Regions from separate parts of the Homo sapiens genome. Here region 2 is linked to region 1. A link is a loop called in an ENCODE intact Hi-C map of the cell type or tissue named here. Cell type or tissue: MCF 10A. All regions are shown on one strand. Each heading gives the region's core, and the rest is flanking DNA. Links, peaks and the distances in the headings are about the cores only. Region 1 has its middle 76 kb from the start of ACTL8. Region 2 has its middle 150 kb from the start of ACTL8.

What was found. A loop is a pair of places that touch in the nucleus more often than their neighbours do. Peaks named below come from ENCODE experiments on the same cell type or tissue, not always from the same donor. Only the 100,000 strongest peaks of a DNase experiment are listed, where the experiment ranks them.
Region 2: a loop joins it to region 1, with 2.1 times the contacts of the local background. A loop is called at or near these places in 3 of 110 quality-filtered maps.

Annotation. Positions count from the first base shown.
Region 1 is chr1:17,830,324-17,833,128 of GRCh38, forward strand. No RefSeq gene overlaps it. Among named protein-coding and RNA genes, the nearest start is that of ACTL8, 76 kb to the left of the region's middle. In MCF 10A, for the core only: no CTCF peak of the experiment used is centred there; a DNase peak (open chromatin) is centred at 1,468.
Region 2 is chr1:17,908,705-17,911,509 of GRCh38, forward strand. No RefSeq gene overlaps it. Among named protein-coding and RNA genes, the nearest start is that of ACTL8, 150 kb to the left of the region's middle. In MCF 10A, for the core only: a CTCF peak has its summit at 1,184 (motif pointing left); no DNase peak of the experiment used is centred there.

The DNA of each region.
Region 1 (2,805 bases), core at 121-2,620:
CTCAGGGTGGCTTAGATGATTGCCATATAGTTTTAGTGAGTTAACATACATAAAACACTAAGCGAACACCAGGCACATGAAGGTTAGCTATTATTTCGTACACACCAGCCTCTATTGGCCAAATCCCTAGGCACACACCTGGCTCATTTTATATGTACTTGTTCACAGGCAGATAGATGCTAGTGATACAACATGGTTAAAACATAAAGTGCTGGCTTAGTTTCCCCGGGGAAAGGCATTGCAGGGTAATTTCTTTTCTTGTCTGAATGTTGTGGTCTGAATGTTTGTATCCCTACAAAATTCATGTTGAAACCTCATCCCCATAGTGGTGGTGGTAAAAAGGTGGGGCCTTTTCGGAAGTAAGTGATTGTCATGAGGGTTCTGTCCTCATGAATGGGACTAATTCCCCATAGAAGAGGGCCTTGTGTGCCTGGCCCTCCAGTCTTCCACAATGTGAAAGCACAGCATTCCTCCCTTCTGGAGGATGCAGCGATAAGGCACGGTCTTGGAATCAGAGAGTGGACCCTCACCAGACACCAGATCTGTGGGTGCCTTGATCTTGACCTCCAGACCTGTGAGCCAAACATTTCTAATCTTTGTAAATTATGCAGTCTGTGGTATTTTACTATGGCAGCAGGAACAGACTAAGACATGGAGTGATGGGGTAGAATCACATTCTGGACACGGAGGTATCACAGGTGTCGGAGGGTACATGGCACCAGGGAGAGGTAAACAGCCAGAGGTGTCTTCTTGTAGGAAATGATGCCTGAGGTGGCTCTTGCCAGAGGAACAGGACTTTGCAGATGCTGTTCCTTTTGTTTGGAATGCTTTTCCCCACTGCCACCCCCATGGTTGCCTTTGACACCTTGGTATGGGGGGTTAAATAGATGGAACATTTGAAGTGGCTGGGGAATGAGAGGGAGTAGGGAAGGATGAAGGTGGTTGTTGACAGGCTCAGCTCTTGAAGGACATCAGGGGTCACATCAAGGACAGACTTGTAAGCAGAATTATGACATCACTGGAGAACGCAGGGCTCTCTGGGTATAGCTCGGAGAATATAGGGGCTCAGAGAGGGATCAGACAAAGAGTGATAACATACACCATAAAATAGATATTTCACTAGACTCTAGGCTAACAATTCTATATCACCTGGGACCTTGTTCCCCTCTGATGTCTTGGGTTGGGAATTTGGCTTCAGTGATACTTGGGGTCTTGGTGAGTTTGAGGGGCTAACAGATCTTCCCTATCCTCCAGCAGTGGTTGCAATTAGTTATCAATTTTGGAGCTATTTTAGTGCCTGGGTTATGGCAGGAAAGGCAGCCCAGAGTGAAAGACTTCGGAAGAGTAATCTCAAGGTGGAAAAATGAGATGAATTCACATTGAGGGCAAGACCAGCTCTTCGTCAGTTGCGTACATCTGTGCTTGTTCCATTAGCTCTTCCGTTCAGCACTACAAGTCTTGGACAGCTCCCCTGGGCTTCTCACCTCCTCTCCCCTCTCATTCATGATTTCTGGTTCCAAGAAGCCAGTCCCTACTGAGAAAGCAGGAACCCTGGCGGAGAGGACAAACTCTGTTGTCAAAGTCAGGCAGATGCAGGCCGGAATCTCTGTTCCTCACTTATAAGCTGTGTTGCTTTGGGCAAAGCACTGCCCGTCTCTGGTTCCATGGCCTCATCTGTAAAGTGGTGATAATAATACCTAACTCATAAGGCTGATATGGGAATTAAAGCCATTTATCCATTTAGTGAAATTCAGTAAGCACTTTCTCTGTGTCCTAGGCCCTTTGCTAGGCTCTGTTAAATTGAAGCATGTTTGTAAAGTGGCTTAGCAGAGCTTGGCACATAGTAGGTGCTCAATAAAGGTAATTTTTCTCCCTGAATCACTGCAAGAAAAATCCAGGACTAAGGATGCCAGGAGACTCCACGATGATGCACGGGCCCCAGCACACATTCATGCTACTAGGAAAGGTTCCTTTTCATCCTGTCCTTTTGATTAACTTTTCCACTAACGTGTTAGGATCTTGATATACAACCATCTTAGGAATCTTCAGAGTTTTAAGAGGCCCTAAAATCAGAGTATGAGAGGTGGGTCTACTCTTCTTCTGTAATTAATACAGAGTTAATGACACTCGCCCAAATTCAGGCCATTCTCCTGATTACCTAGATCTGTGGTTGTCCCCTCTACAATTACCTCCCTCCAGGGAGAGGACATTGCTTTCACCTAGGAAGGACAACACTGATGAACTGAAGACACAGATTCATCTTGGCAAGCCTTGCTGAACACCAGGTGGGGCTGCTGGGGACATGGAGAACAGACCTGACTCCCACTCCTTAGGGTTTGATGGGAGTGGACATACCCCCAGGGAGGTGGGGGGCAGGCCAGAGCCATCTCCTCTGTAACCCTGTGCTTGTGGGGTCATGATCTTAGCCCAGCTCTTCCAGCCAGCAAATCAGTCTCCTGGAGCGACTGAGAGCCTTGCCATGTTGCTCCCACTGGAGACATTCGGCAGGGGGAAGGGGTTGGTCGTAATCCGGGTTTAATTTCTCCAGGGCCTCCATTATGAATTCCATAACTCTACCAGTCAAAACATGACTAATTCCTGGGACTGCAACCCCCACCTGGGAGTAGAAAGCTCTGTGCTGTTTTTGCTACCTTTTGTCACCACTAATAAAGGCTTGGCAGTCGGAATTTAGCTGCTGTGGGTGGTTTTCTTACCCATGTGGGCTTTCCCTTCCCCCTACGGGGTCACTGTAGAGTGAATGCTTGCTTGCCTGCTGGGCTGGTTTTCCACCAGCTTTGTAATATT
Region 2 (2,805 bases), core at 194-2,693, 78 kb after region 1:
TTCTTAGCCTGGGGGTTCCCGACAATATGTCAAGGAAGACTTGTAATTCTCTTCTCTTCTGTCTTGAGCCCCCAGGCTTTATTTTAGGATGGCCTAGTGCATAAACAGATTTGAAGCCAAAATCATCTGCTTCCAAAACCTGGCCCTGCCACTTACCTCGAGGGACTTATTCATTCAGGTCTCTAAGCCCCACTATGAGGATTAAAAGAGATTGGGCATGAAAGTGCCTAGTACAATACCTGGCATAAAGTGGGTGAATTTATTTCAAATGCTATTTTTCCTGTGGGGATGCCCTTCCCAAAGCACTTTTTATGTTTAGAGGCAATGTAGGGCCAGGAAAATAGGAGGCTCTGATCAGCCAGACCCAGGTCACATGACCAGCCCTGACCCTGGAGAGGGGACTGGGCCACACTCAGCCATGTGACTGGAGAGTGGGGAGGCAGGGTGTGTATTTCTCCACTGTTGTAGCAGTCAGCAAACTACTGTTCATGGGGCAGACCTGGCCCACAGCTTGCTTTAGTGCCACCCACAGCTAAGGATAGTTTTTACATTTGTAGAGGGCTTAATTAAAAAACACAACAAAGACTGCTACAAAGACTTATGTGGTCTACAAATCCTAAAATATTTACTATCTGGCTCTTCACAGGAAAAGTTTCTGACCCCTGATCTATCTCGTTGTAAACAGAATAAACCAACTATTCTCAGATCCAACATTTAATGAGTCTAATGAGAGGTCGTTCTTCATAGAGCAACATAAGGTTATTTCTGAATAAGCAAAGGTTTTGGGAGGTGTATCAGTCAGGACCCAACCAGGAAGACAGAAGCTGCCCTAAGTAAGTATTTAAAACAGCAGGGATAGATAAGGGCTTACTAAGTAAATCGGCATCTACAGGTGATGGAAGAGCTGGAAAATAAAACATTGGAAAGGAAGCTGCTATGAACCCTAGGCTGCTGGGAAAAGGGAGCAGATGGTGGTACAGGAGCCCAGGCAGCCAATGGGGAGCTGGAACCACAGCCACCCTGTCCCTGTCCAGTGGTGCTAGAGTCATGGAGGAGGGGCGGCCACTGGAGAACTGCTTAGCGGAAAGTAAGGGAGAGAATTACTCTAGCTTCTCTTCCTCCTGCCCTTTCAATTTTCCAACAGTGCCTCCTACTGGCTAAATCCCACCAGAAGCCAGTCCCCGTGGGAGTCGGCAACTCAGACTGCAGGGTTGGGCTCTCCCCTGCTTAATAGACCAAACATGGGCTAGGGGGGAATGAAGGAGGGGCAACCAGGCCCAGGATCAGCCAGAAGGGATATGTGGATTCTGCTAAAATTCAGGCCCCCTGATGACCATTGACAAGGCTGAATGCCTGGGACCGTAAAAAGTATATCTATATGGAGGGAGGGGAGGGAAGGGTGAGAATTCGTACAGCATCCAAGTTCACTGCAGTGCCCACCTTGGTCGCTCACAGGAGATAGATGTCCCCATTTATTGCCTCCTGTTTGTAATTTGCAGTCAGCTTTTATGAGTCCTAAGTGGTCTTCCTCTTCTCACTTGCTACCATTCCTTTCTCAGTTCGGGATTTCCTCCTCTTCCTGCTCACAAAGGTGTAAACAGTTTCTCAAGTTCAGACATTCTTTGACCCCCTTCTCAGTGTTGCCTTACTCAGATATCATGTCATCACTTCTGTTGTGTCTGCGTACCACGTGTTCCATTGTTTTCTCCACTTTATTTTTGAACACATTAATAAATTTAGTAATGGAGAAAACTTCTGATCACTGCTGTACATAGAAAATCAGAATCATATGCCATCAATATAAATAAATACCGTGAAACCCAATCAGTGTTAATTAAATTCTGGCTAGATCCTGCAGCTTAGGCAAAGACCATGAATATGAGGCTCTTTGTTAAAAAGGGAAAATGTTAAAAAATAAACATCGTTGAAGAGTAGCACCAAGGGAGATGACTCATTGGTGTAATCAGAGGGACTGAAATAGAATTCAAGAGGGATTAGCTCTGACCCTGTGTGATTTGGGGTTATCAATGCCACCAATGCCATTTCTCCTAACACCTGAAATCTGTGAAATGAGAATATCTTGGGCACCTGAAATCACTAAGGAAAGCTCAAGCTGGGAACTGCTCAGGGCAAACCTGCTTCCCATTCTATTCAAAGCACTCCTTTTCTCACTGAGACTGGTGCATATCTGATTTGCCTCCTTTGGAGAGGCTAATCAGAAACTCAAAAGAGTCAGGCTGGCAGGGCAGCATGGTGGCTCACGCCAGTAACCCTAGCACTTTGGGAAGCTAAGGCAGGCGGATCATGAGTTCAAGAGTTCGAGACCAGCCTGGGCAAAATGGTGAAACCCTGTCTCTACTAAAAATACAAAAATTAGCCAGGCATGGTGGCAGGTGCCTGTAATCCTAGCTACTTGAGAGGCTGAGGCAGGAGAATCACTTGAACCCAGGAGGCGGAGGTTGCAGTGAGCTGAGATCACACCATTGCATTCTAGCCTGGGCAACAGAGCAAAAACTCTGTCTCAAAAAAAAAAAAAAAAAAAAGAAGAAGTTCAAAGGAATGTTACCATTTGCGTATCACCTCTCTGTTACCTGGAAGCTCCCTCACCACTTCCAGTCTTCCTGCCTTTGCTTCAAGTTGTCCCGTCCTTCCATACTGAACCAATGTACTTCCTACATATATTGATTGATATTTCATGTCTCCCTAAATGTATAAACCAAGCTGTGCCCTGACCACCTTGAGCACATGTCGTCAGGACTTCCTGAGGCTGTGTCATGGCTGCATCCTCAACCTTGGCAAAATAAA